Regions from separate parts of the Mus musculus genome. Here region 1 is linked to region 2. The links are chromatin loops, found by intact Hi-C in ENCODE. Cell type or tissue: left cerebral cortex. All regions are shown on one strand.

Evidence for each region. Hi-C counts contacts between places; a loop is a spot of excess contacts. Peaks named below come from ENCODE experiments on the same cell type or tissue, not always from the same donor. Only the 100,000 strongest peaks of a DNase experiment are listed, where the experiment ranks them.
Region 1: a loop joins it to region 2, with 3 times the contacts of the local background. A loop is called at or near these places in 1 of 42 quality-filtered maps.

What each region holds. Positions count from the first base shown.
Region 1 is chr11:68,847,388-68,852,387 of GRCm38, forward strand. The region is part of intron 1 of Ndel1 (nudE neurodevelopment protein 1 like 1); the gene reads right to left. Among named protein-coding and RNA genes, the nearest start is that of Ndel1, 3.2 kb to the right of the region's middle. In left cerebral cortex, no CTCF peak of the experiment used is centred here; a DNase peak (open chromatin) is centred at 3,095; H3K4me3 peaks cover 1,880 bases; H3K27ac peaks cover 219 bases.
Region 2 is chr11:68,689,020-68,694,019 of GRCm38, forward strand. It overlaps Myh10 (myosin, heavy polypeptide 10, non-muscle), which reads left to right and starts at 2,896. Exons shown (of 41, transcript NM_175260.2): 1 at 2,896-3,163. In left cerebral cortex, CTCF peaks have their summits at 2,482 and 3,092; DNase peaks (open chromatin) are centred at 1,480, 2,498, 2,845, 3,727 and 3 more places; H3K4me3 peaks cover 3,374 bases; H3K27ac peaks cover 3,111 bases.

The sequences.
Region 1 (5,000 bases), 160 kb after region 2:
AAATTATGTTTTTGATTATATTTTTGGGATGTTATAAAGACCAGAGACGGCACAAGAAACGCAGCTCCTCTGCTACTGACATTGTTTTCCAAGAGAAACCAATGACAAGAAATCAAAGGTTAAGTCTCTCTAGTTAGTTCTCCAGGGCAAGATCTGTGTCTTATTTATAAATTCTTCCAAATCAGTTGAAATAAATGACCTGGAAAGCACAGGACGAAGAACATAGCAGCTGCAACCCAAGACTGCAATGAAGTCCTGGGGTAACGCCCAGGATGATAGCCCAGAGTGGCTCAAATATAGAGACGGCGCTGGAAAAAAAAGGGGGGATAGTAATCACACAGAGTAGGCACTGTGACTATAAGGCTGCTTAACTAAGAAACTGCAAATGTCCTTACTCTTTTGTCAATCAGCAAAGCCCTAAGAACACTTTGTACTCTAACACACTCCTCTCAATCTCTCTCTCTCTCTCTTACACATACACACACACACTCTCACACACACACACACACACACACACACACACACACACACTCCTACCTAACTACCTCTGGGGTGAGATAATTTAAGACTGTCTCCATCTACATATAAAAATTTTAACTCATACCTTGAAATCTATTTTTTTTTCATCTTTTTTAGAGCTTTATTTGTATTTATTTCCTATGTAATTTCCTATGTATGGACTTTTTTGATCTGTGTATGAGTGTAATGTCTGTGGAGGCCAAAAGAGGACAGACATCAGATCCCCTGGAACTGAAGTTACAGATGGTCAAGAGACGGCATGTCAGGGCAGGGTATTGAACCCAGATCTTCTGGAAGAGTAACTGGTGCTCTTAACCACTGAGCCATTTTTGCAGCCCCCACAGATGAAGTTCTTAACTCAATAGATTATATACTATTTTAAGCAACCAGGATAAATCCATTAACTACAGCCATCAATGAGCTACCTATTTTCACTCTTGAATGTGTGTGTGTGTGTGTGTGTGTATGTGTGTGTGTGTTTTATCAGATATTTTCTTTCTTTCTTTCTTTCATTTCTTTGTTTTGTTTTGTTTTGTTTTTCGAGACAGGGAGACAGGGTTTCTCTGTATAGCCCTGGCTGTCCTGCAACTCACTTTGTAGACCAGGCTGGCCTCGAACTCAGAAATCCGCCTGCCTCTGTCTCCCGCCTCCTAAGAGCTGGGATTAAAGGCGTGCACCACCACGCCTGGCTCTCTCTATTTCTTGAATGTGTTCTAAGTTTTGTATGTTGCTGTGCTGCAAGCTTCCAGGATTTGGTAAACAAGCCTGTGTTCCCCATGTTTACACCCTGTCTGACCTTGGTAGACTCTGATGACAGACCACATCTTAGCCTTGCTCTTCCCCAAGTGGATAGTTTATCCTATTCAGCAGCCATTTCAGGCCCCTAAACATTTTTTGTTGAACTTTAGACTGTTCTTAGATTACTTGTATGGATGAACCAGTGCTGCATTTGAGTACTGACATTTTATTCATCAGCAGGGACTTTATCTTTTAAGTTTTATATAATGTTTTACTATGCACCTTTTAATATTGTTGTTGATGATGTATACCATGGACCAGTGTCCTTATGGGAAGGTCCAGTGCTGTTAGTGGCTCCCTGGACATCTAACATTTATGTTAATGTGTGGTGTTTGAATGTGGAGCCAAGTCTTCTACAAGTAAGGTCAGAATCAGTTTTATCTATAAGTTTGTCCACTCACTTTCTGTGTGAAGATGGGGTGGCTTTTGTTGCTTGAACTCTGATTTTACGATGTCAAGGGACATACTGGTAGCTCTCAGAGCAGCAACGGTCCCTGGGAAACAAGACTTCCACATGCTGTAAACTGTGTATTTGTCTCCAGCTTCTGGTTCTCAAGGTTCTTTAGCTGAGATTGTTTTTCCATATTTTTTAATTTACTCAAAAACATAAAAAGTTACACACATTGAGTACCATGTAATGTTCAATATGTAAATACACTACACACTATGTAAGTAGGGTTAAATATATTTACCTCCATCAATTATCAATTCTCTCTGGTAAAAACTTTTGAAATCCTTCTAGCTCTTTAAAATATACAATCCAGAATAATTGCCTAAAGCTACATATTCTTTTATATGATTTTGTGTGCTTCTGTGTATGTGTTCATGAAGAGGGGTAGATGTGTATGTGTTTTGTGTGCAAATTTGCATGCATGAGTGCACATGTATGTGCAAGGCAGAGACCAAGCTCAGATGTGATCCCAGCTCTGAAGTGACAGAGGTAAGAGGATCCAGAGAGGCAGGAGGATCAACACATGTCAGGCCAGGCTCATTTACATAGCCAGTTCTATTAGTGCTTGTCAGCCAGAAGCTACACAGCAAGACCCTATTACATACACACACACACATACACACACACACAAATATGAAAGAAAAGAAAAAAGAAAAAAAATCTAGAACAAACAACATTTAATCAAGAATAAGTCAGAGGAGGCCAAGGATGTGACTCAGCTGGTAAAGTACCTGCCTAGCATAGCATGCATGAAGCCCTGGGTTCAATCCCCAGCACTGCACAAACCAGTGTGGTACAGCACATCTGTAATCCCAGCCTTCAGTAGGTAGAGAAAACAAGATCATAAGTTCCTTGGCTACATGGCACGTTGGAGGCCCAGCCTAGGCCACATGCGACTTTTTCAAAAAAGAAAAAAAAAGTTTAAAAAAATGTATGGGAATAGAGATGGCTTTGAGGTTAAGAGCACTTGCTGCTCTTCCAGAGGGCCAGCACCCACACCAGGCAGCTCATATATATATACATATAGATAGATAGATAGATAGATAGATAGATTATATATCTAGCTCCAGAGATTCAGATGCCTCCTGTCTCTGTGGACATTCCATTCACATGAACATACCCACATGCAGACACAAACCTACACAAAATTAAATATAATAAATATATCTACTTTTTAAAAGAACAAATCTGAGGGGACTAGAAAAGTGGCTCAGTGGCTCTTGCAGAAGACTAGAATATGGTTCCCCGCACCAACACAGGGCAACTCCCTCCCTCTAGCTCTAGCTCTTCTTCTGGCCTCTGCAGCCACCCACATTCACACATATAACACTCACACACAGAAATAAGGTTTTAAAAGAAAATTAATTTAGCCAGAAAAATCAGCATGCAAAGCTCAGGCCCTAGAGTCAAACTATGGCCTGGCTGAGAGACCTTGGGCAAGCTATTCAACTTCTCAGTGCCTCATTTCCTCACCTATAAAACAGGAAGATCAGTTGTATTTGGAAGATGAGGTGAGTTACTATTGGCACAGTACGTGTAACAGAGCCTGATGCATAAACATCACATAAATGTTAATTCAACTCTAAGAAACTACTAGGCCAGAAGTGGACCTTTAAGTTAGACCAGAGTAAACAGACTTCCAAATTTATAAGCAGATGACTCCTTTCATTACAAAAGCATCCCTAACGTCTCTCCTGGAACAAGCTTTATGCGCTAGACTAAAACAAGTTCTTTCCCTCCCATCACACGCTGTATCTGTTGCTTCCCGCCTGGCAGTACCCAGCTTTATCCCTACACCTATTCATCAACTTCATCCTTCTAAGAACCAGGTTCAAGTAACGAATGTGCTACCCTTGCAGGTGATCTCAAAACTGTGTGTGTGGAGTTTGCCTCCAGGTACTCGGAGAGGCTCACTGTCGCTTGAGATTACGTAAGTGGGGAAAGTTAGCCAATGTCAAATCTTTCACTGATTTAAAAAGTGCTCAAATGGCATATCTACAATCTTCTACAGCTGCAAGGCTAGCAGACAAGGACTTTCTGCTCCTCTCCATCTTCCTTAATTCTAGGTCTCACATGGAGTGTGAGTGTACAATTACAACTTCTGCAGCAGACATGCTCACACTCTACGACCTTTAGATGTGAACAACTGACAATTAGCTCACTGAAACTTTAAACAGTTATCATCTAACAGAGCTTACTGGCAAAGATACTCTGTACAGCACTAAGAAAATTAATTTTACATGACTATTAACATATATGCAGAATGAAATAGGCCTTATTTCTCTCCCTTATGAAGTGCCTAGAAAGTAATTTTAACTTAAGTCCTCAATCCTCAAGTCTATTTTAGCATGGTTTAAAATACGCATGAAAATAAATTTTGTTGGTCTCATAAAAGCATGTTCAGGTCTATTTTTTATTTCAAATGCTCTGGATCCAACTTCAATTCAATTCAAAACCAAGGCACTGCAGATTTAGCAACTTCTTCTAAGATTAAGTTTGTCTCTAACTGGAGCTAAAGGTTTTCTTTGTTCTTTATGTATTCCTACTCTAAGATTTTAACAACAATTCAGAAGAGATACCCCCAACTGGGTGTCCTTTGGTCTCTTTTGACTCCTTAACTTAATGATGAGCTTTGCCCTCTCAGCTTTCTGATTTGGCAGACATTACCCTACCTCTTAAGTGCAGTGAAAGCAACATAATTTTCAGACTAACAACCAGCCACTCATGAGCAAGCTTCAGGATAAGATTTTTCTAGTAACTGAGCTTTTGGGGGTTTTTTGTTTGTTGTTGTTGTTTGGTTTGGGGTTTTTTTGGTTTTTTTGGTCAATTTACTCGAAAATAAATAAGTCATCTAGTAACTTCTGGTATTATCTTTAACAAGTCCAATGTTCAGTCCTCTTTCCGGCTGAAGAAGTTAAAAAAAAAAAATCTCATGAAAACAGAAACCAGAACCCTGAGCTTAGAAAGGTAAATTGTAACCCAAGCTAAACTTCTCACCAGTTAGTGGAACCCAAATAAAAATCACTCAGTTGCCCCAACCTCCTGTACCTAGGTTCAATTTCCCCATCCAGCAAAAAGTGACTTACAGTATCCGTCGCAAGTACAAACAGCAAATGTTCTAAAATGTTTACAAACGCTACAGGAATGGGCCCGGGTAATGAAAAGGACCCTCACTCGCCTTAAACTTAAAAGTGTTAGTCACCTCATCGTTTCTCAGAGAAAAATAAGAAGC
Region 2 (5,000 bases):
GTGTACTTTTTTTTTTGTATGCACATAGGATCTCCCCAAAACCCTGACTTTTAAAAAAGATACCCAAGGCTATAATTGTGAGATTGTATGGTAAATTTATATTTAACCTCTTCTTTTTTTATTATTATTATGGACTAAAGCACACAACACGTTTAACTTTTAAAGAAAAGGCTTATTTTCCAACGTGGCTGTAGTGTCTTACATTCCTGTCTTACTGCAAAGTTCCTGTTTCCCCGGGTCCTCACTGGGTCTTCCGTGGCTCTTACTCTTTCATTGGCACCAAGTGGGTGTAAAGTGAGATCTCATTGTGCTTTCAATTCACAGTTCCCTAATGACTACCAATATTGGGTAGTTCTTAATTTTCAAATGTTGGAATTCATTTCCTCCCCCCCCCCCTCAAAAAAGCTGCCTGTCAGTCTTGCACACACAAAACAAAACAAGCTCACATGCTCAACTGCCCTGAGGGAAGGAGTTTGGACTTCTGACCCAGTCCCTGCCAAACAATGGACTGTGAACTTTTGCTTTTAGAAGTAGAAACAGCCTACGTCACCAGCTAATATTACTACAGACAAAGACAAGGGTTTCCTTTCCTTCTTCATAGTGAACTTGTACAATAGAAAAAAAGCAGTTTTCTACCTATTAATCCATGATGTCACTATTTTTATACAGTAACTCACCCAGTCAACATATTCATTCAATAAGTGAATCCTTCCAGGATACAGCTATAGCTTCCTTTTAGAGAGGAGATAATTTGTCAAATATTAATATACAGTATATAGAGTTTGTAGGTATAGTGGCAGAGCTGCATTCAGAGCCTGATTCTAAACCCTATGTTCCCTTTGTTCTGGTGAGGGCTAGAATTGGAGAAGCCTGTGGGGGCATGGATGGCGGGAGACTGGGGGTTGGGGTGGGGCTACGTGTGAAGATGAGGGAGAAGAAGGAAGCAAAGAGGCAGATCAAGGGAACTTAGGAAGAACTCTTAAGTGGCGGGCTGAAGCATGGGTGGGCAGGAGAGAGACTTGGAGCCTGTTACTCTTTTAATTCTCCTCCCATCCAGGCAGACATGTATGGACATTTTACTCTGCAGATCCTGTTTGATCCCAGAAGAAAAGTGGGACCAGGCCCGATGGGTACTTGGATGGGAGATAACTGGCGGATGAAAACCTGGAAGAGACCCCAGAGCTAGAAATGCGCTTGGGGACAGTTTGCTATTGAGTTCTCATCAAGACAAATGTCCGTGTGAGTTTTAGTTCTGGTGAACTTCTTGTTCTCTCTCTCTAATGGTCCCCTGAGTTTGTTGTAAAATTATGAGGTTTCAAATTATGAGAAACCACGGATCTGATGGCTTATTTGAGCCGTTTGTATGGATGCTCTGAGCATGGAATATAGCATTTAGAAATGACTTCATTGGGTAACAAAGCTTAGAGTCATGCCTTTGAGATGGCTGAGTCTTTTCTAAATCCGGAAACGTTTATAAGAGGGCTATCATTGACACGTTATACTAACTTATACTTCCTCGGTAGACTTCACAAGGATAGAACTCTTCATGTAGTGCCAAAGTCACAAGACACCTGGAAGGGGGCAGCCACCCTAGTGGGCATGTGGGGTTGGAGACCAGATGCACCTGGACAAAGGACAAAGAATTCTCACTTCCCCCGGAAGGGCTCTGCATTCAGCTGCCTTGGAGATTTCTCTGAATTCCACCAACCCTTTCTTATCACTTCCTGCCTTGTTTTCATTTTTTTTCTCACTTTAAAAAAAAAAATCAGTCTAGAAGTTTCTCAGGCATTTACAAAGTATCCATTAAAACACACACATATATACAATACTAAATACATAAAATCCTGAGGCAGTTTTAAAATAAAGTATTTTATATTTATCTTTTTATAAGAACAATAATCCATTTGGCTCTTGTGATTTTTTTACTTTATTATATTTATACATGTATAATTAAGAGTTGACTAGATTCTGCAGACATTTCATTACATTTTTTTTTTAACTTCAATTTTCCAGTTTCCTTATTTTGGAAGCCCACTCCCACCTGAGGTCCATGAACCTTTCTAAGGCACTTGAACCACTGGTTCTTTAGCCCTAGGGGCTATGACAACAGCACAGGAATCCTGCAAGCCCTACCCAGTTCCTCTTCCATAGAGAGCTGGAATGAATGAGTGAGTGAACAAATGAAGTCGCTCTCTGGTCTTCTCTGCCAGGCCCGTTTGCTTCTCGTATTTTTGGAATCTCAGCCCTGCCTAAGAGGCAGAGCAAGCAAACATCCAACTGCGGCGGGTCACGAGAGGAAGGAAGCATCAGTAAGGGGGGACTCCGGCCGCCACAGGGTTGCAGCCCGGTCAGGACAGAGCTTTAGCGCCCAGCCCGAGAGGCTCCCCTCCCCCACTGCAGGTGAGCCGCAAGCAGCGGCTCCCACCCACTGAAGCTCCAGGGTGACGTCAGGCCTCAGGACCGCGCTCCGGCCCCGCCCCTGCAGGCAGCTCCGGGAGCTGGCGATTCCTCGGCGAAAGCCGGTCCCGCTGAGGGACCCAGTGGCTGCGGCAAGCCTACGGGCCGCAGAACGCTCGAGTGGGTTGCAGCGGCGGCCCGACGCAATAGAGAGACGTGACCAGTGGGAGCTGGTGACTTGTGCTGCGGTACACCTGCCCCACTGTCCACCCAGCCCTGACTAGCGCAGCGCGCACACCCCAACAAGATCGGCGATCTCTGCCTCGCGGGATCGCCAGGCTCCTAGTTTCAGCTGTCCATCTCCCTCCAGAGTCAGCCAATCACCCGCCACTGCCCCGGCCGCACCTCCCGGAGTCTCTGACAGGCGTGAGTAGCAGCCTATGAGATTGGGAGTCTGTGGGTCTAGGTCGGGAGCGGGAGCCAATGAGCATCATTCCAGGTGGGTGGAGGGAGCGGGACTTGGGAAGGTAGCTTCGTTCGGGTTGCTAACGTCTTTCCTGGGAGATGGGCGCGCAAACCGACCAGTGGGTCTGGGGGCGGCAGTGATGGGCGTGGAGATGGCCCAATGAGGGTGGGAGTGGGTGGGGCAGGCGCGAGCAGCAGTGCTAAAGGAGCCCGGCGGAGGCAGCGGTGGGTTTGGAATTGAGACGCTGGATCTGTGGTCGCTGCTGGGGACGTGTGCCGGCGCCACCATCTTCGGCTGAAGGTGAGACGAGCAGTTGCCCGGGTCCGAGTGCGGCGTTCCGGGAGTGGGGACGGTTGAGGGAACAGGAGGGGAGGAACCGGGGCTGGGGAACTGGGCGAGCCTGGAGCACAGAGACGGAGCCCAGGCGGGAGCTGGGAAAGGGAGACTGGGCAGTGGAGAGCGGAGCTTGTGGAGATGACGAGACCCCAGTGTATGGAGATGAAGAGACCCCTGGAGGGGTGGGAAATGGGGTCCTTGAGAATGAGACCTCTTCATGGATCAGGGCCAGGTCATACGTGAGGACGACTCTTGAAAGGGATGAGAATGGAGATCTGGGGATGGGGATGTAGGGACCAACTCCTGGTTGCATTGGATCCCTGGAAGCGTGGGGTTGGGAGGTGAGTGCCCTAATAAGAGGCCGGAGGCGCCCGGCGTGTCTATCTCCTTTTAGGAGAGGACTGAGTCCTGGGATGTGATCTTGGTGCTGGGGGCCCAGGAAGGAAAGGGGACCCTGGGTGGGTTGCACCGTGGGTTAGGTGGAGTTAGATTTCCCCGGGTGCGACTGAAAGGTTCTCCGAAGACTCAGAAGGCGGACCCTGGATCTGTGCGGTTTAGGGACCAGTGGCCTGAAACTGCATGGTCTTGGGAGCATGCGACGGATGAGAGGCTCCAGAGCTGGTCTCGGGAAGGAGGGCTGGAGCTAGACCTCATGCCACGCTCGCTGGGGACCGTGGTGGACCGGGAGGTGGACACCGGGCGAGGCCTGGGCCGTTGGGGAGAACGAGGCGGGAAATGTGGCCCGGGCGCGTTGTAGCGGAGCGGCCGGGGGGAGGGTCAGCCGTCGCCTCTGGATCGCTTTATTGTGTAAGTGATCTGGTAATGGCTCGCCGCAGAATCTCTCCCTAGCCTTCTGTAGTTAGGGTGTCATACTCTGATCCTATAAAATCGAAGTGGATTTGGGTCGGAGGGAAGTTGAAGCTGTGGAGTCCTTGGCGTTGGCGGGGCTTTGTGGGCCTTTGGTGGGCGGATGCGGCCCAGGGACCCGAGAGGCCCCCAGTCAGGCCTCTCTGGGAACTGGGGCCTTAGGAGGTGGCCAGTCGGTGCGTCTGACCTGAACTGGTGAGGTTTGGGTAACGGGGTCTCTGCCTACGACCGTTATCTCTTGTTTCTTGGGGCCTCTGCAGCTCTCTTCAAGATCACTGCGGTGGATGGAAGGGGGTGGGGTAGATTGGGGTGGGGTAAGGGAAAAGCAGGCGGAGTAGATCCAGACTGCGGATGGAACAAAGACTGCTGTTTTTGCTGAATAAAATAATACTAAATATAATACTTTAGCTATGCTAAGATTTTGATTTTATTTTTTTCAAACATTGAAACTAAGGATGGTTTGGGTGAGGTTTAATTATTCCTGATAGTATCTGACTCTGGAAAACTTTATAATCTATTCATTGTTCCATCTCCTATATTAATCTGCCTCAATTAACTATTCTTGTAGCCCCGTGCATTTGATGTTTAAGTATGCCCTGTCTGTCTCCGGTTTTGGAAAAGTGGCCATTTTATGTATCTCTTTACTTCTGCATCTTAAATTCCGTTCTTCCCGTCCTTATCGGCAGAAAGCATATGGTGCAATTGTGTGATATACCACACGCTTTTGCGGCAAAAGGAGGTGACCTGTGAGTGCTGGGCTATGTATTGGGGCTCCGTAGGGAAATCATGACAATGAAGAGACTGGATAGAGAGGGAGATGGAGGAGAATTTGAAGGGCACGTTGTAGGGTGAAAGACTCTCCCCTTCAGCGTTTGATGTACATTGTTATCACACATGAGAAATTAAATCCCTGCTTTGAGATCCAAGTTTTGGA